Regions from separate parts of the Homo sapiens genome. Here region 1 is linked to region 2. A link is a loop called in an ENCODE intact Hi-C map of the cell type or tissue named here. Cell type or tissue: tibial artery. All regions are shown on one strand. Each heading gives the region's core, and the rest is flanking DNA. Links, peaks and the distances in the headings are about the cores only.

Region 1 (10,518 bases), core at 3,180-5,679, 64 kb before region 2:
ATAGTAAGCTCTTTTTGTTGAATTGATCCCTTTACCATTATGTAATGGCCTTCTTTGTCTCTTTGGATCTTTGTTGGTTTAAAGTCTGTTTTATCAGAGACTAGGATTGCAACACCTGCCTTTTTTTGTTTTCCGTTTGCTTGATAGATCTTCCTCCATCCCTTTATTTTGAGCCTATGTGTGTCTCTGCACGTGAGATGGGTTTCCTGAATACAGCACACTGATGGGTCTTGACTCCTTATCCAATTTGCCAGTCTGTGTCTTTTAATTGGAGCATTTAGCCCATTTACATTGAAGGTTAATATTCTTATGTGTGAATTTGATCCTGTCATTATGATGTTAGCTAGTTATTGCTCGTTAGTTGATGCAGTTTCTTCCTAGCCTCCATGGTCTTTACAATTTGGCATGTTTTTGCAGTGGCTACTACCGGTTGTTCCTTTCCATGTTTAGTGCTTCCTTCAGGAGCTCTTTTAGGGCAGGCCTGGTGGTGACAAAATCTCTCAGCATTTGCTTGTCTGTAAAGTATTTTATTTCTCCTTCACTTATGAAGCTTAGTTTGGCTGGATATGAAATTCTGGGTTGAAAATTCTTTTCTTTAAGAATGTTGAATATTGGCCCCCACTCTCCTCTGGCTTGTAGAGTTTCTGCTGAGAGATCAGCTGTTAGTCTGATAGGCTTCCCTTTGTGGGTAACCTGACCTTTCTCTCTGGCTGCCTTTAACATTTTTTCGTTGATTTCAACTTTGGTGAATCTGACTATTATGTGTCTTGGAGTTGCTCTTCTTGAGGAGTATCTTTGTGGCATTCTCTATATTTCCTGAATTTGAATGTTGGCCTGCCTTGCTAGATTGGGGAAGTTCTCCTGGATAATATCCTGCAGAGTGTTTTCCAACTTGGTTCCGTTCTCCCCTTCACTTTCAGGTACACCAATCAGACGTAGATTTGGTCTTTTCACATAGTCCCATATTTCTTGGAGGCTTTGTTCATTTCTTTTTATTCTTTTTTCTCTAAACTTCTCTTCTCGCTTCATTTCATTCATTTGGTCTTCCATCGCTGATACCCTTTCTTCCAGTTGATTGAATTGGCTACTGAGGCTTGTGCATTCATCACGTAGTTCTCATGCCATGGTTTTCAGCTCCATCAGGTCCTTTGAGGACTTCTCTGCATTGGTTATTCTAGTCAGCCATTCGTCTAATTTTTTTCAAGGTTTTTAACTTCTTTGCCATAGGTTCAAACATCCTCCTTTAGCTCAGGTTTGATCATCTGAAGCCTTCTTCTCTCATCAAAGTCATTCTCCGTCCAGCTTTGTTCCATTGCTGGTGGGGAGCTGCATTCCTTTGGAAGAGGAGAGGCCCCCTGATTTTTAGAGTTTCCAGTTTTTCTGCTCTGTTTTTTCCCCATCTTTGTGGTTTTATCTACCTTTGGTCTTTGACGATGGTGATGTACAGATGGGTTTTTGGTGTGGATGTCCTGTTTGTTAGTTTTCCTTCTAACAGTCAGGACCCTCAGCTGCATGTCTGTTGGAGTTTCCTGGAGGTCCACTCCAGACCCTGTTTGCCTGGGTATCAGCAGCGGAGGCTGCAGAACAGCGGATATTGGTGAACAGCAAATGTTGCTGCCTATTCGTTCCTCTGAAAGTTTTGTCTCAGAGGATTATCCGGCCTTGTGAGGTGTCAGTCTGCCCCTACTGGGGGGTGCCTCCCAGTTAGGCTACTAGGGGGTCAGGGACCCACTTGAGGAGGCAGTCTGTCCGTTCTCAGATCCAAGCTGCGTGCTGGGAGAACCACTACTCTCTTCAAAGCTGTCAGACAGGGGCATTTAAGTCTGCAGAGGTTTCTGCTGCCTTTTGTTTGGCTATGCCCTGCCCCCAGAGGTGGAGTCTACAGAGACAAGAAGGCCTCCTTGAGCTGTGGTGGGCTCCACCCAGATCGAGCTTCCCAGCTGTTTTCTTTACCTACTCAAGCCTCGGCAATGGCGGATGCCCCTCCCCCAGCCTCACTGCCGCCTTGCAGTTTGATCTCAGACTGCTGTGCTAGCAATAAGTGAGGCTCCGTGGGCATAGGACCCTCCAAGCCAGGCGGGAGATATAATCTCCTGGTGTGCCGTTTGCTAAGACTGTTGGAAAAAGTGCAGTATCAGGGTGGGAGTGACCCGATTTTCCAGGTGCCATCTGTCACCCCTTTCTTTGACTAGGAAAGGGAATTCCCTGACCCCTTGCGCTTCCCGGGTGAGGCGATGCCTCGCCCTGCTTCGGCGCACACTCAGTGCAGTGCACCCACTGTCTGACACTCCCCAGTGAGATGAACCCAGTACCTCAGTTGGAAATGCAGAAATCACCCGTCTTCTGTGTCACTCACGCTGGGAGCTGTAGACTGGAGCTGTTCCTATTCGGCCATCTTGGTTCCACCCTTTTCTTTTCAATTAAAAAAAATTATTATATATTTATGAGATACAATGTGATGTTTGATATATGTATACAGTATGGAAAGATTCAATTGAGCCAATTAACATAGCCATCCACTCACCAATTTAGCATCTTTTTTGTTGTGAGAATATTAAAAATTGAATATTGTGATTTAAATGTACAATTCATTATTAACTGTGTTCACCATGCAGTACAATAGAACACACTTATTCCTCCAGACTAAATAAAAGTTTGTATCCTTCCATAAACATCTTCTTTTTCCGTATTCTTCCCGTCCCCCTGACCCAGCCTCTGGTTGCCACCTTTCTAGTCTCTTTTCTCTGTTTCTGTGAGATCAACCTTTTTGATTCCACGTATAGGTGAGATCATATAGTATTTGTCTTTCTATGCCTGGTTTACTTCACATAGCAGAATATCCTCTGGTTAAATCCAAGATATCACAGATGACATAATTTCCCTCTTTTTTATGGAAAAATAGTTCTCCAATATATATATACACCACATTTTCTTTTCTATTCTTTCTTTCTTTTTTCTTTTTCTTTTTTTTTTTTTTTTTTTTTTTTTTTTTTTTTTTTTGAGACAGGTTCTTGCTCTGTTGCCCAGGCTGGAGTGCAATGGCATGATTTCAGCTCACTGCAACCTCCTCCTCCTGGGTTCAGGCTATTCTTCTGACTCAACCTCCTGGGTAGCTGGGATTACAGGTCCCCACCACCATGCCCAGCCAATTTTTGTATTTTTAGTAGAGACGGGCATGTTGGCCAGGCTGGTCCTGAACTCCTGACTTCAAGCCATCTGCCCGCTTTGTCTTCCCAAAGTGTGGGATTACAGGCATAAGCCACCATGCTCAGCCCACAGTTTCTTCATTCATCCATTGATGGACACTTGGGTTGCTTCCATATCTTGATTATTGTCAGTAATGCCAAAATAACCATGAGGGTAAATATCTCTCTTCAATATACTAATTTAAATTCTTTTTGATATATACCACAAAAGTGGAATTGCTAGATCATAGGATACCTTTTTTTTTTTGATGGAGTCTCACTCTGTCACCAGGCTAGAGTGCTGTGGCGCATTCTCGACTCAGTGCAACCTCTGCCTCCCAGGTTCAAGGGATTCTTCTGCCTCTGTCTCCCAAGTAGCTGGGATTACAGGCATGCGCCACCATGCCTGGCTAATTTTTGTAGTTTTAGTAGAGATGGGGTTTCACTATGTTGGCCAGGATGGTCTCGATCTCCTGACCTCGTGACCTGCCCGCCTCAGCCTCCCAAAGTGCTGGGATTACACGCGTGAGCCACTGCGCCTGGCCAGGATACTTTTATTTCTAGTTTTTTGAAGAACGTCCATACCGTTTTCAGAATGGCTGTACTACTTTACATTCCCACCAATAGGGTACAAGAGTTTTCTTTTCTCCACATCTTTGCCAACACTTGAAATCATTAGTCTTTTTGATAAGAACCGTTCTAACAGGCCTGAGGTGATAACATTAACATTGCTTTCCTTTTTTCTCAATTAAGTGGTCAGAATTTTGTATTTAATGTCTTTAAATGGCCTCATACCTATAATCCCAGCATTTTGGGAGGCTGAGGCAGGCGGATCACCTGAGGTCAGGAGTTCGAGACCAGCCTCACCAACATGGTGAAACCAAGTCTCTACTAAAAATACAAAATTAGTTGGGCGTGATGGCGCTCACCTGTAATCCCAGCTACTCGGGAGGCTGAGGCAGGAGAATTACTTGAACCTGGGAAGTGGAGGTTGCAGTGAGCCAAGATCACACCACTGCACTCCAGTCTGGGCAGCAAGAGCGAAATTCTGTCTCAAAAAAAAAAATGGCCTCAAACTCCCACTGAAAATGATTTCTCATGGCATTAGCATAATTTCAGACTACTCATCAGAATGATGAAGTCCCATGTGAAATGACCTGGAGTGGGGAGGGCAGGGAGGAAGCTGCAGCCAGAACAGACAAAGGAGAAGGGCTGGGATGCCTGTGGAGCTAGTGGTGAAACTTGTGAACCCCAAGTACCTGAGATGGGTCTCAGTCAATTTACAAAGTTAATTTTGCCAAGGTTAAGGATGCATGCCTGTGACACAGCTTCAGGAGGTCCTGATGACATGTGCTCAAGGTGGTCAGGGCAGAGCTTGGTTTTATACATTTTTAGGGAGAAATGGGATATTAACCAATCTATGTAAGATGAACATTGGTTCAGTCCTGAAAGGCAGGACAACTCAAAGCAAAGGCATGACAAACGGTTACATTCTTTTTTTTTTTTTTTAAGATGAAGTCTTGCTCTTGTCACCCAGGCTGGAGTGCAACGGCACCATCTCAGTTCATTGCAACCTCCACCTCCCGGGTTCAAGCGATTCTCCTGCCTCAGCCACCCAAGTAACTGGGATTACAGATGCCTGCCACCACGCCCAGCTAATTTTCATATTTTTAGTAGAAAATATGAAAATAACTTTCAGCCTCTCTCCCTCCTCAGAGGTTGGGGTGGGGCTAAGAAATGGTCTGTTACAGTGAAATTGTATCTACAGTCAAGAGACTGTATCATCCAGGTGAAGAAGTGGCATTGCTTCTACATGTGGAGAGAGGATGCCTGTTCCCAGGCTGCAACACTGATTCTGTGGTGCAAGAATTCTGCTGGCTTCATTTTTGAATTCTTTCCAGTTCCTCTCTGTCTGTTAAATCAGTGAAAGGTAAATAAATATTGGAACCCCAAAATCACTCATCTAAAGGGAAAAGTCAAGTTGGGAACTGCTTAGGGCAAACCTGCCTTCCATTCTATTCAAAGTCATCCCTCTGCTCACTGAGAAAAATGTGTATCTTGTTGCCTCCTTTGGAAAGGCTAATTAGAAACAAAACAATGCAACCTTGGTCGGGCGTGGTGGCTCACGCCTGTAATCTCAGCACTTTGGGAGGCCGAGGTGGGCGGATCACCTGAGGTCAGGAATTCGAGGCCAGCCTGGCCAACACGAAACCCCGTCTCTACTAAAAATACAAAAATTAGCCAGGCGTGGTGGCGGGCACCTGTAATCCCAGCTATTCGGGAGACTGAGACAGGAGAATCACTTGAACCCGGGAGGCAGAGGTTGCAGTGAGCCGAGACTGTGCCATTGCACTCCAGCCTGGGCAACAGAGAGAGACTCCATCTCAAAAAAAAAAAAAAAAGAAAAGAAAAAAGAACTGAATTATACAACTCCCAGGCTATTGATTCAGAGAAATCTCCATACATTTTGGTGACAGAAGACACAGAAGTATTCTGTATTGATTGTCGAGTGAGGAAAAAGGAAAAACACTTTGGTTGATTTATTTTTTCTATATCTCTCTGAGTTAGAAAAGTGAAAAATAAGGTGGGGATGTGTATATATTAATGACAAAAGTTGTTCAAGAGAAAGATGTATCAAACTGGCATCTACAAAGGCGAAGTAAAATGGTTTTGATAAACTTATCCCAAGAAATGTGGAGAAACAGGTCTAAGAAACACATTCTATTGGAGGAGACCATCGTGTTTGTGAAAATCTCCCTGGGCAGTTCTCACACGCAGCCTGGGTTGAGATCTGCATCCCTAGAAGAAGAGGGTTATCTTTGTCATGCACTGTTCTGAGGAGAGGGGTGACCTTAGTGCTTCCTCATCTTGTTTTTTTTGAGACAGAGTCTCGCTCTGTCACCCAGGCTGGAGTGCAGTGGCACGACCTCAGCTCACTGCAACCTCTGCCTTCTGGGTTCAAGCGATTCTCCTGCCTCAGCCTCCTGAGTCGCTGGGACTACAGGCACATGCCACCACATCCCGCTAAGTTTTGTATTTTTAGCAGAGATGGGGTTTCACCATGTTGGCCAGGCTGGTCTCCAACTCCTGACCTTGTGATCCACCTGCCTCAGCCTCCCGAAGTGCTGGGATTATAGGCATGAGCCACCGCGCCCGGCCTGTCCTTACTCATCTTAATGTGCCACAGGGACGCGAAGACTTCAGTAACTGGGAGTCACACCCAGGTGCAGATTAGAACTCTCTGCTGAGGGTTTTACCATCCTGTGAGGTCTCATCCCAGAGATTCTGATAGGATGATCCAGCTTAGGGCCCTGGCATCAGCAGGCCTGAAGCTCCCAGGAGGCCCTGATGCACTGCCAGGGCTGGGCCACTGACCCCCAGAGGGCCCCAATGCCCAGGGAGCTTTTTCCCCTGAGGTAATGAGGAGAGCTTCCTGGACATCTTGGGGCCTGGGGCAGAGGACTAGGGTGTGACCGAGGAGCTCTTCTTGAGATAGACTCTGGAGGGATGTGTGGGTTCTATACTAATGTGTTTTTCAAATCTGTTTAAGGCTGTTTCTCTTCTTGAGGATATGTCAGGAAATGCTTGTGTTCAGCTTTTGAGCTTAGGGAAACTCGTCAAACCTAAGGAAAATTGTTTCCATAATTTTTGGGTAAATGAAAATAATTTCTGATCCCATGATACAAAGCTCCATGAAGTTCACGTTTTCATCTGACTCATAGAAATACAAAAACATTTTATTTTTGCCTTCTTTTTGGTGGGTACAGATTTCTTTGGTGATAAATGACAAAAAGAGAGGAAGGAAAATATCTGGGCTGTGATGGGGACTGGTCTCTACCTGTTTTTCTGAGGGTGTGGCTTCAAAAGAGTTAAATCACACACACCACTACAAAAATTAGGAATACCAATCCCTTTCTTTTAAGATAATAAAATGGAAAATACCCAATGGACACAAACATGTTCAAAAGGTTTTTTTTTCCTCTCAAGCCAATTTCCACCCTCATAAAAAGAGACAAATGATTATATGATTGGATGCTAACTCCATTGGACATTCTATAACTCACTCAGCTGCTCGTCCCCCATAGAGGTGAGAGGAACAGGCAGTATGTTTTATTAGTCATGTTATAGTAGTAAACATGTTTTAATGAAAGCTTATTTGATTTCCATTGATCCTTTGAATCCATATGAAAAAGCATGGCTGTCATTTCCTGCCCATATCTGACCACATTCAGATGCTCTGGGAACCATAAATAAAGAAAAAAAATATTTACTCCAATGTTCATTAATTGGGATTTTAAGTTGATGTTCCTTCCATAGAGCCTGAGGGTGGTGAAAATGTGACAGGGGCTGCTGTGGTTTCCAGAACGAGCTCCCATCCTCTGGGGGTCCTGAGATGGATTGATCCTGGAGTCCAACACAGGATCCAACACAATGGATTGATCCTAGAGTCCTCTCAAAAGGAAGGCAATGGTCCCATTGGATGGAACATGGGTGGCTGAAATCCTGGGGGGAGCAGCAGGACACACCAGGGGCTGGTGGCCAGGCAATGCTCACCACAGCTGGAGGAGCATGTGGGTGTATGTTGCTGTGGTTGGCAGATACATCTGTTGCTACTGCAGGAAGAGGAAGAGTTCCTGTTCCTGGCAGTGCTGGAATAGGCGTTAGCTGGATCCCAGCCTGCGGTTCTGTCCTTTTTCTTTTCCTCTGACTGCTTGGGATCCTCTCCATTTTCTACGGAGTCTGCAGCCCTTGACAATCAACTTATTAAAGGATTTCTCTGCAGCCACTTCTGTAGCCTGCCCTGTGGAAACCTGGACGAAAGCACACTACTTTCTGGTCTGCACAACAGTGATCACTCAGATCTTCAAATAACTAGAAATGATTATTTAGATCTGTCTCAGTAATGGCATCACCCAGATCACCAACACAGAGTCTGGTGATAACCTTGTCCTCTGGTGGATCTGGACAAGACATGGTGAAGCCTGCTTTAGAAGCTTATCTGCTCCAGAGTCATTGATTCCATATCAGTCTTTAATATTCTTATCAGCAAGGGGGTCATCTGGATCTGTAGGCTTCCCATGTCTGTGTGGGCCCTCTTCTTCTCCCTCACACTCTCCTTTCACCCAGAAGGAGCAAATGTGCTTATTCCTTTGGTAGTAGGGTGTGGTCTGTGCCAGTTTGTACAGCACGTCACTGGTGTATGTGACTCTCCCAGCTGGCCAACTAGCTGTGTTCTGTCTGTTATATTCTGCATATAGTACTCTTCATTGATGTCTGACTTTGCCAAGTCATCTTTTAAAGACAATTCTGTATCATGAACCTGAATGGACAGGCCATACTCAAGGACTAAGAGGCAGGCCTGGCAGATGTTCCTCAATGTCCTGCAGGCTTGGCACACTTCAGTCTTCTTGAAATGCATGTGGATCCCAGGGTACCAACAAAACACTGTGTATGGCCTGGAATAGATTTTCCATTTTGTCTCATACTTTTCTTTGGTCATTCAGATATACAGGTTTTCTCCAAGACATGTCTGGCACAGAATGGAGAAGTTTACGTCTTCCCAGTTTTGCTTATTTTAGGTATTGGAACCAAGAAATGTCACCGTCTTGAGAGGGTCTAGAGGCAGTGGTAGCATTCGAGGTGGTAGCCAGGACCGCCACACACCCATCAGCCCAACTCTTCTTCATGCCCCTATTCTTGAGACCCTGGGCAATTGCCTTTGACACCATGATTCCTCTTTTTTGTCCCAAGGTGAAACTCTTCCAAGGAATCCCCATTCTTGTAGGAAGCTCTGGATTTCCTGATCTCTCCAAGGACTGGCCTGGAAGGGACAGAGAAATGCGAATGCCCTTTGAAACTACTCACAGCGTATAGTTGAGTGGTTTCCAAAGACCCCCTCTATGCTGCCAAGCCCTAAGCATGCTCTCGTATCTGTTGTTGGGAGATAATAAAACCTTAAATGAGAAGAGCAAGAACCAGGATCCCTGGGAGAAGTAACGTCTAATCCTTAAACTCATGGACATGTCAGGAAGCACCTGTCTGGATATTTATCATGCTCAATAATGGATAAAGACACCTGAACAGTGAATGAATGAAAGGATTTTCAGGCTAAGTATTTCTGCCCTGGAAGGGTTCTTCTTTTGTTTCAGGCATAGTGATCTGCCCTGAGAAGAGAGCTTGGGTCACCTTCTGGTCACCAGGTGTTGCTTGGCAAGAGCCCCATATATAATGAGCCATAGACCCATCATCTATTGAGCTGCCTTTGTTGCCCAGAATAAAAACTCAGGGCTACCAAAAGTGACTGAGGCTAGAACAGAGAGATTGTGGGTTGGTGTGGGAAGAGAGCTGATTCAAAAAATTAAAGAAAAAGGTATTCTAACATAAGACAATCTCTATTCATGCCTTGCCTACGAGTTGATTAAATATGGGAAATCATAGTACTGAAAATAATTATCTAAAATTCTAACTACCAGGAACTGAGCTACAATATTTGTGTCACTGTAAAGTAATAGAGAATTTATCTCAGTCCAAAATTAATAACAAAGAATTTCAAAATCAATTTAGAGCTTTGTTTTCTGTGTATGTGAAAGAACAAGGTCCAGACTCCCTCCAGCATCAAACAAATAGAAAGTCAGATCCACTATGTGACCCAAATATGTCCAGACCCTGGAAAGTGTCTGACAGGAGCACAGGATAGTGGTCTGGAGGCTGAATCCAAGGGAGGGGACCCCCTGGCTACCCCAGCTCAGAGCCTGCAAAGAGCATCCAGGAGGGAGTGCAGGCAGGCAGGATCCAGGCAGAGCATGGAGATCCCTGAGTTTAGGAAACAGGGTTGAGAATATAAGGAGAAAGGCAGCTCTGCAAGACACAGGGCTGAGTACCAGAGAGTAGGAGGCAGTGGCTGAACTAGAGGTAAGACTGAAGAGTAGAAGGTGGAGGTCATTGAACCATTGGCGGATACAAGGGTAATTACCAATGAAACAAATTTGTCCCAGTGAAAAAGGGAATAGGAACCCTGATTTTTTCTTTCTGAGCATTTTTTTAAAGAAAAAATATCCTTATGAGTTTCTTCTCTGTCCCTTTGTGATATATGGAAGTCTCTTCAAAAGTTAAGTAACCTCTTGCCAGCTTCCAACCAGGACTATCTTTCTCAAGGGCCTGGGAGCCATCTCTGAAATGGAATCATTAAGGGAGAGAGTTCCTGTGAGAGGGTAGGAGCCCAACTTCCGCCAGTGCCTGGCTCTAACTTACTAACCTACTCTTGCCATAAATTGTGAGACACTGGTCTTTTCTTGTCATAAATCCGATTAGCGAGCACTGTGGCTACCCTCGA
Region 2 (10,518 bases), core at 4,619-7,118:
CTTTCCAGTTCTTTCACTTTTAGCCTAGGTTTGTCCTTAAATCAAAAGTGAGTCTCTTGTAAGCAACCTGTCACTGGATTTTCAAAAATTCATTCAGCCACTCTCTGTTTTAAATTTGTTTTGTGCTGCTATATCAGAATATGACAGGGTATTTTGTAAGGAAATGGGTGATTTATAAGGAATACAAGTTAATTTAGCTTATGATTCTGGAGGCAAGGAAAGCAGAGAGCATGACACTGGCATCTGGTGAAGACCTTTATGCTGCATAATAACATAGCCAAAGGCATGACGGGGAGAGAGCTCCCTTTTATAACAAATGCACACTTGTGATAATTAACCCACTGCTGTGATAAGGACATTAATACATTCATGCAGGCAGAGCTCTCATGGCCTAATCACTTATTAAAAGTCCCACTTCTTAATTCTATCACAATGGCTATTAAATTTTAACCTAAATTTTGAAAGTGACATTCAGTCTATATCAGTGTCTGTTTATTGGATAATTTAACCACTTTATATGTAATTATTGATAGGTAACCATTATAATTTTGTTTTCTGTTTTATACTTCATTTGTTTCTTTTTTCCTCTTATGCTGTCTTCCCTATGGTTTTATTAATTTTTTGTCTTGTTTTTGTTGTTTTTATATACTTTGATTACTTTCTCTTTTTATTGTATGTATCTACTACAGTTTTTTTTCCCCAGTGGTTATAAGACTTACATAAACATTATATAACAGTCTAGTTTAAGATGATAATAATTCAACTTTTATACATAGAAAAACTGTACAGCTTTCCTCCCCTTCACACATTTTACATTATCTATGTCACACTTTAAAACTTTTTATATTGTGTATTCATTAACAAATTATCAGCTATACTTTTAAAAAATACTTCTGTTTTATAGTTCTTATACTAGAATTAAAAGTGATTTATGTACCACCGTTACAGTATTCGAGTATTCTGAATTTCACTATGTACCATTTCCAGTAATATTTGTAGTTTTAATGTTTTCATATTTAGTTTGCATTTCATCATTTCAACTTGAGTAATTCCCTCTAGTCCTTTAGCATTTCTAGACAGGTCTAGTGGTGATGAATTCCCTTAACTTTTTTTTTGGTGGGGGGGCCTTGAAATGTCTTCATCTGTCTTTTATTTCTAGAAGATGCTTTGTTGTATATAGCCTTCTTAGTTGTCTTTTTTTTTTAATCTTCCTTCTTTCAGCACTTTGAATATATGGTATAACTCCCATTTGGCCTGTAAGGTTTCTGCTAAAAAATCTACTGATAACATTATAAAGTTTCCCTTGTATGTGAAGAATCTCTTATCTCATGCTGCTTTCATGATTCTTGCTTTGTCTTTGAATTTTGACAATTTAATTATAATATGTCCCAGGGATATCTTCATTAGGTTCTTCTTGCTGTAGTTATTTTGAGCTTTATGAAACTGGTTGTTCATATCCTTTTCCAGATTTGGGGAATTTTAAGACATTATATCTTTAAATAATCTTTTTTTCCTGTTTCTTTCTTCCTCTGAAAATCCTAAAATATGTATATTTGTTCACTTTATGATATATAGCCTATATGCTCCCTTCTTGCTTTCATTTTTTTTCTAATTGATTACTTTCAAATGACCTGTCTTTGAGTTTGCTGATTTTTTTTTTTTTTCATGATTGAGTCTCTTGTTAAAACTGTTACATTTTTTCAGTTCTTCCATTGTTCACTTTAGTGCCAAGATTTCTGTTTGGTTCTTTTTAATGGTTTCTATTTCTCTATTAAAAGTCTCATTTTGTTCAAATATAGTATTATGAAACTTTTTAGTTATCTATCTGTGTTCTTTTGAATCTCACTGAAATTCTTTTTTTGTTTGTTTGTTTGAGATGGAGTCTCGCTCTGTTGCCCAGGCGGGAGTGCAGTGGCGTGATCTCAGCTCACTGCAAGCTCCGCCTCCCGGGTTCACGCCATTCTCCTGCCTCAGCCTCCCGAGTAGCTGAGACTACAGGTGCCCACCCACCATGCCCGGCTAATTTTTTGTATTTTTTAGTAGAGGCGGGGTTTCACCGTGTTAGTCAGGATGGTCTCCATCTCCTGACCTCATGATCCACCTGCCTCGGCCTCCCAGTGAAATTCTTTAAGATGATTATTTTGAATTATTTGTCAGCCAACTTTCAGATCTCCATTTCTTTGGAGATGATTACTATGGCTTTTTAGTTTCCTTTGGTGGTGGTGGTGGTGGTTTGCCTGATTCTTTATAATCTGTGTAGCCTTATGTTTATTTCCCTGAATGTGAAGGAGCAAACATCTCTTCCAATCATTATAGACTAGTTTTGGGAAGTAAATACTTTATTCTTTCGGATCCCTGAGCTGATGAGATTTTGACTAAGATTGCACTTGAGTGTGTTGGAGCTGTGTCACATGACTGCTACTGGGTCTGCAGTGGGTTTTATGGGACCCCTGGTCACAGCTGAGAGGGTCTGGAACTGATTCACAGGGGTGCTGCAGGATATGGGCCCTGGGCCCATGGCTTGTCTCCTTCCAGGTTTCTCATTGAGCAGAACTGCTCCCAGACCCTGGCTGACAGAAAGTAGAGCCAAACTTACAGGGCTACTTTAAGATTCACAGTGAGACTAATGTCAGCAAGTCTAGCTCCAGGGGCACAGATGTGTGTGCTTTCAGGCAGGTCCCAGGTTGAGCAAAACTCCTGACCTGTGGCTGCATGAAACTGAAGCAAAGTTTCAGTGCCACTTCAGGATTCCCATTCCAGTCAGTGTTGGCAGTTCTACACCCAGGGGCACAGATGGATGTTTTTCCCTGAGGGTCCCTGTGTGGACAGAACTTTTTCCAGACCATGACTGAGAAGTGATGGAGATGGATTTTGCCTTATTCAGGGGCCACAGACAGGATCACGGTCTTCAGGCCTGTCACCTGAATCTCAAGTGGGAAGGAATCCTCCTGGATTCTTGGCAGATTTTTCGAGCAGCAGGACCAAGGCCAAATGAGCTATAGTTAAATCTACGGTGGGATATGGCAATTTTTTTGTTTTGTGTCCAGAACCATAATCAACAAGCCTACCCTTCAGTTAAGGACTTGTCCTCAAATTGTCCTCCTTGATCTTGGGCTTCAGCCGGGCATCAGAAATTCTGACCTGGATCGCAAAGCTCCCATAAAGGCATGGCTGCCACATTATGTTGTGAGAAATATGCATGGGGGCCTCCTATTCTGTCATCTTGCTTATGTTTCCAATCCTATATGTTTCACTTTTGAAAATATATCAAATTTGTGATATTTGGAATGAAAAGTTCTGAAACAAAATGCTCGAATGTGCACATTGTATAAGATGTAAATTAGATTACTAGTGGGCACCATGTATTTATTAATATGTTTGATTATAAGTTTAAGTTTACTGCAAGCAAAAAAGAATTATTAAGATTTATAACCATTTTGTATTTAAATGATGTATAATTTAATTCCAAATACTGACTTTATATTTTAGCAATTCTCACCGTATTTTGCAACATTTATGTTGTTCCTTGATTTGGAAATATAAAGCTTTTCTTAGCTTCAAAGACTTTATTATAGCCATTATATTTTGTGTAAGAATAGCACCAATATATTGATAACATGATAAAGAAGTTTTCCTAGTGTCTTTTAAATATTTATTCATTAAACTTTTCTCATTAGAGCTAATTATTAGTGATTATAATGCATTTTCTGTGACATTTTACTGCCATTCATTGAATGGCAATGATTCAAAATGCCTGTTCTTCATGGGTGCACACAGTTGATAACTGCAAATATCTAAAGGATTATTTTTTAATAGAATATCTATGTTGTATTTATTATTTTATGTACTAAAATTTCTCTTATTCTTGTTATTGATTCCATATGATTGTGTTTCTTTTTTTTCAGATAGGTTTCCTTAGATCAGTTAATTGCATTTTTGTTTTTCAACCTTGATATTATGAGTTGGATGATGATTTTCAACTCTGTACACTTTAAGACAATATAATGTTTAATTTATATATGAATTAGCTATATGCCTGTTGCTTATAAAATACTACGTGCTATTCATCTGTATAAATATTGCCTCTACTTTGTTCATGATTTATCTTGTATTTTTTTTCTTAGCTGTTAATGATTGCTTTATTCTTTCTAGATAAGTAGTTTAGGAAATAATCTTAAATTCACAATCTATTGTTTGGATCTATATAATTATGTGAGAGGAACACTTTTGTTCTTTGAAGGTGATTTTTGAAACATTTTATAACTATCTCTTTTAGGTAGCCAAATTTTTAATGGTGAAAACATATAATTGTCATCTCAAACATTTTTAAGTGTACAGTTTATTAGTGTTAAGTATAGTCATATTGTTTTACAAGAGGTTTGTAGATCATTTTTATTTTACAGAAGTCAAAGTGAATACCCATTAAACAACAAATTGTCCTTTCCACGCTTCTCTCCAGCTCCTGAAGAGCACCATTCTGCCTAATGTTTCTATGAGTTTGGCTACTGTAGATACTTTATGTAAGTGTAATCAAACAGTGTCTCTTTCTTTTTGACTATCTTATTTCACCTAACAATATCCTCAGGGTTTGTCCTTATTATAATATTTGTCAAAATGTCTCTGATTTTTAAGGCTCAGTAATGTTCTGTTGTGTATGTGTGCCACATTTGTTTAATCTGCTCATCCATAAAGGGACATTTTGATTGCTTCCAGGTATTGTCTTTTGGGAGTAATGCTGCAGGGTACATGGGTGTGCAAACATCTATTCCACGTTCTGTTTTGAATATGTTTGGAATATTTTGGATACACGGATGTAGTACCATGTGTATGTTCTTGCTTTTTGTTGCCTCATCCTTTGATATTATGTCAAAAAATTCATTGCCAAGACCAATTTTCATGACCAAGCTTTCCCCTTATGTATTCTTCTAGGAGTTTTACATTTATAGGTTTTATGTTTAACTTTTAGTTTGCTTTTTAAATTGATACAATGTTAATTGTACATATTTATTGGGTATAATTTTATATATATGTGTGTGTTGTATAATGATCATATCAGGATGCTTAGTGCATTACCTCATGTATTTGATAATTCTTTGTAGTGAGAACATTCAAAAGTCTCTGTTCTAGCTGTTTTATTTTAATTTTTATTGTTTGTAGAGACAGGATCTCACTCTATCACCCAGACTGAAGTGCAGTGGCACAATTGTAGTTCACTGTAACTTCAAACTCCTGGGCTCAAGTGATCCTCTGGCCTCAGCTCCCCAAGTAGCTAGGACTACAGGCATGTGCCACCATGCCTGGGTAATTTGTTAAAATTTTTGCATATAGGGTCTCACTACATTGTCCAGGCTGACCTTGAACTCCTGACCTCAAGTAGTCCTCCTGCTTCAGCCTCCCAAAATGCAGAGATTACAAGGATGTAACACTGTGACTAGTCTCTTCCAGCTATTTTGTAATATGCAATACCCTCCTATTAACCATTGTTATCCTGCTGTGTAAGAGAACACTAGAACTTATTTCTCCTATGTAATTGTAACTTTATGCATGTTAACCAACCTCTTTCTCTTTCTGCCCCTTCAGTCTCTGGTAACAACTGTTATATTCTCTGCTTATTATCAACTTTTTTTCCTTTTTTTTTTTTAGGCAGAGTCTAGCTCTGTCACCCAGGCTGGAGTGCAGTGGCGTGATCTCAGCTCATGGCAACCTCTGCTCCTGGGCTCAAGCTATTCTCCTGCCTCAGCCTCCCAAGTAGCTGGGATTACAGGCACGCACCACCATGCCCAGCTAATTTTTTGTATTTTTAGTAGAGACGGGGTTTCACCATGTTGGCCAGGCTAGTCTTGAACTCTTGACCTAAAGTGATCTGCCCACCATGGCCTCCCAAAGTGCTGGGATTAGAGGCATGAGCCACCGCGCCCAGCCCTTTTCTTCTCTCTTTCTTTTTTTTTTTTACATTACTCATTTGAGTAAGATCACGAAGGGTTTATCCTTCTGTATATGGCCTATTCACTTAACATGATATCTCACGGTTCATCCATGTTATTGCAAAGGACAGGATTTTATTCTTTTTGAATGGCTGAATAGTATTTCATTGTGCATGTATACCACATTTTCTTTATCCATTTATCTCGGTGTACATTTGGATTGATTTCATATCTTGGCTGTTATAAAGAGTGCTGCCGTAAACATGGGAATGCAGCTATGTTTTTGACACATTGACTTCCTTTCTTTTGGATATATACCCAATAGTGGAATTGCTAAATCATATGACAGCTGTATTTTTAATTTTTCAGGAACTTCCATACTCTTCTATAGTGGCCATACTACTTTACAATCCCATCGACAGTGTACATGTGTTCTCTTTCCTTCACATCCTCACCAATACTTGTTTTAGTTATAATTTTGTCTTTTTGATTATAGTCATTTTAAATAGAGTGTGATGGCATCTCATTGTGGTTTGGATTTGCACTCCCTTGATGATTAATTATGATGAGCATCTTTTTATGTACCTGTTGGCCATTCGTATGTCTTCTTTTCACTAATGTCTATTAAGGTCTTTGGCACATTTTAAAATTGGATTAATGTTTGTCTTATTTTGAGATTTCAAATTTCTTATGTACTTGACATTAACCTCTTGTCATATATATAGTTTGCGAATATTTTCTCCCGTTGTCTATGTTGTCTCTTCACTCTGTTATTTCATTTCATATGCAAAAATGTTTTAGGTTGATGTAATCTCATTTGCCTATTTTTGCTTAGGTTGCCTTGGCTTTGAAGTCTTTCCAAGTCCGATGTTGTAAAGTATTTGCCCTGCTTTCATCTAATAGTTTCATAGTTTAGGGCATTACATTTAAGTCTATAATCCATTTTGAGTTGGTTTTTGTATAGGATGAGGGTTAGGGGTCTAGTCTTACTCTTCTGCATATGGATATTCAGTTTTTTCCTGCACCATTTATTAAAGAGATTGTCCTTTCGCCAAAGTGTGTTCTCGGCATCTTTGTTGAAAATCAGTCAGCTTTAGGTGCATGAATTTATTTATGGACTCATTGGGCATGTTGGTCTATGTGTTTGTTTTAATGCCAGTACAATGCTCTTTGGGATACTATAGCTTTGTAGTAAATTTTGAAGTCAGGTGGTGTGATGCCTTCAGCCTTGTTCCTTTTGCTCAGGATTGCTTTGGCTATTCAGGGTATTTTGTGGTTCCATGTACATTTAGTTTTTGTGGGGGTTTTTTCTATTTTTTGTGAAGAATGTCATTGGTATTCTGATAGAAATTGCATTAAATCTATAGGTCACTTTGGGTAGCATGCCCATTTTAATAATATTCTTCCAATATATAAACACAATATATTTTCATTTATTCACATGTATTTCATTTTTTATCCATGTTTTATGATTTTCAGTGTAGAGATCTTTCACCTTTTTATTTAAGTTTATAGCTGGGTATCTTAATTTTTTATAGTTATTTGTATACACAGAAAAAGTATTTGACAGAAGTCAACATTCTTTATAGTGAAAACTCTAAGCAAATTATGTATAGAAGGTATGTATCTCAACAAGGTAAATATGACAAACTAGTGTTAATTTACCAAACAGGGAAAAGATGAAAGCTATTTCTCTGAGATCTGTAACATGATAAGGTACCCAGTTTCACCACTCCTATTCAACATAGTACTAGAAGTCCTAGCCAGAGCAGTAAGTCAAGAGAAAGAAGTGAAAGGCATTCAAATTGGAATGGAAAAATGAAATCATCCTTGTTTACAGACAAAATGACCTTGTGTATTAAAAAAACATAAAGCATGACACCAAAAACCTGTCAGAACTAATAAACAAGTTCTGTAAAGTTGCAGGATACAAAGTCAACATATAAATATCAATAGCATCTCTGTGTGCTGATAGAAAACCATCTGAAAAAGAAAATAAAAAATGCAAGTTACAGTAGCTACAAAATATAAGTCAGTCCATTTTGAGTTCACATTTGTAAATGCGCAAGGTAAGGTAACTTTATTTTTTCCCTGTGGATTTCCAATATTCCCAAGCCTGTTTGTTGAAGAGACTGTCCTTTTCTCATTGTGAATTCTTGGAACCCTCATTGAAAATAAGTTTACTGTCTACATGAGTGTTTATTTCTGGACTCTCCAATCTGTTTCATCTTTTATTTACCTTTACGTCAGTAGCACACTGTTTTGAGTACAATAGCTTTATAGTATGTTTTGAAATCAGAAAGTATGATGCCTCTTTGTTTTTCTTTCCCAAGATTGTTTATCCATCTGTGGAAGACTTTTATCCATCTGTGGTCTCTTGAGATACCACAGACATTTTAGACTATTTTAATACTTGTGTGAAAAGTTCCATTAATATTTTGATGGAGAGTGCATTGAATCTGTAGATTCAATGGGTAGTATTGACATCTTAACAATATTGTCTTCAAATTCTTGAACAAGAGTGTGTTTGAGAATTTATTTAATTTTCACATATTCGTGGACATGCCATTTTTCTTTCTGTTCTTCTAGTTTTATTCTGTTGTAGTAAGAAGTGATGCTTTGTGTGATTTTCATCTGGTTAAATTTGGTAAGACTGTTTTGCAGCTTAACAGGTTGTCTATCTGTGATAATGTGTCATGTATGGTTATGGATATTATGTATTCTGCTGTTGAATGGTCAGTTATGTATATGACTGTTAGGTCTAATGGTCTATAGTGTTGTTCAAGTCCTCTGTTTCCTTATTCATCTTCTGTCTCTTTTATTCTTTCCATTACTGAAAGTGGAGTATGGAAGTCTCCTACTACTATTGTACTGCTGGCTACTTATTGCTTCAATTCTGTAAAAGTTTCCCAGTTGCTGCATGTATTTGAGAGGTGTGATGTTATGTGCATATATGTTAATATTTATTATAGCTTCCTGGACAATGAACCCTTTTATAATTATATAGTGCTCTTTCTTATCTCTTGTGATATGTTTTGATGTAACATGTATTTTAACTAATATGACAGTATTTTACTTTTCTCATTATTTTTTTCCATTCTTTCATGTTCAGCTTATGTGTGTTCTTAGATCTAAATTTGGCCTTCCATGGAAAGCATGGAGTTGGATCTTTTTTCTTGAATTTATTCAGCCAAGTTGTCTTTCGAATTTATTCATTTATGTAGAAAGTAATTACTGAAAGAGAATGACTCACTATTGCATTTTGTTCACTTTTTTGTTTTAGGTCTTGTATCTATTTTGGTCCTGTTTTCCTCTCTTGCTATCTTCCTTAGTGTTTTGTTGATTTTTGTAGTGACATGTTTTAATTCCTTTCCCACTTCTCTCTGTGTATCTGTTATAGGTATTTGCTTTGTGGTTACCATAGATATTATGTAAAACATCTTAAAGTTATAACAATTTACCTCAAGCTGCTAACCTTAATTGCATACAAAAATCCTGCCTCTTTAGGAGCCCTCCATTGTATTTTATTGATATCACAAATTATATCACTTTATACTGTGAATCCATTAGCACAGATTTGTGGTTATTTTTAAGTGTTTGACTTCAAATCTATAGCAGAATTAAAAGTATTCTCTGCACTGTCGTCATAATACAGAATATTTTATTGTGTATATAATTACTGTTACCAGAAAACTTTATATTTCTATTAATTTTGTGTTACTATTTACCATCATTTTATTTTTCAATATGAAGAACTGTTTCTCTTTAGCACTTCTTTTAGAACAGATCTAGTGGGTATGAATTCATTTGGCTTTTGTTGATTTTGAATATTCTTTATTTCCAAATTTTTAAAGGATAGTTTTGGAAGATAACATTTTCTTGATTGGTAGTTGTCATTATTCAGCACTTTGAATATATCATTCTTCAACTTTCTGACCTGTGAGATTTTTTGCTGAGACCATCTGCTGGTCATCCTATAGGAGTGGGCCTTGTATATCAAGTCACTGGGGGTTTTTTTGTTGTTTTTTGGCTTCTAAATTCCCTTTGTTTGTAACTTTTGAATCTCTGATTAGAATGTGTCTTGTTGTGGGTCTCTTTGTGTTGCTACTAGTTAGAGTTGGTAGAGTTTCATTAAATTTTAGGCCATTTTCTCCCTCAAATTTGGAAAATTCTCAGCCATCATTTCTTCAAATAAATTTTCTACTCTTTTCTCTCTCTTTGCATTCTAGAATTCCTATTATGAGCATATTGGCCTACTTGATAGTACCCAATTAGTCCCTTAGACACTCTGTTGTTTTCTTTTTTTCTTTTTACTGTCCTGACCATAAACTTTCAAATAACTTATTACCAAGCTTGTTGGGTCTTTTTCTCCTACATCAAGTCTGCTGTTGAACCCTCTAGTGAATCCTTAAATTCAGTTATTTTTCAGCTCCACACTTTGTGTTTTTACAGTTCATAAGCTCATTTTCTTCATGTATTTTTATCTTCTTTTATTTGTCTGTGTTCTCCTGTAATTGGTTGAGCATCTTTAAAATAGATATTTTACTAGGCACAGTGACATGTGCGTGTAATCCCAGCTACTTTGGAAGCTAAG

Evidence for each region. A loop is a pair of places that touch in the nucleus more often than their neighbours do. Peaks named below come from ENCODE experiments on the same cell type or tissue, not always from the same donor. Only the 100,000 strongest peaks of a DNase experiment are listed, where the experiment ranks them.
Region 1: a loop joins it to region 2, with 4 times the contacts of the local background. A loop is called at or near these places in 1 of 110 quality-filtered maps.

The regions. Positions count from the first base shown.
Region 1 is chr16:31,679,112-31,689,629 of GRCh38, reverse strand. It overlaps the pseudogene RBM22P12. Among named protein-coding and RNA genes, the nearest start is that of KRABD5, 29 kb to the left of the region's middle. In tibial artery, for the core only: no CTCF peak of the experiment used is centred there; no DNase peak of the experiment used is centred there; H3K27me3 peaks cover 605 bases.
Region 2 is chr16:31,616,653-31,627,170 of GRCh38, reverse strand. No RefSeq gene overlaps it. Among named protein-coding and RNA genes, the nearest start is that of LINC02190, 68 kb to the right of the region's middle. In tibial artery, for the core only: no CTCF peak of the experiment used is centred there; a DNase peak (open chromatin) is centred at 5,893.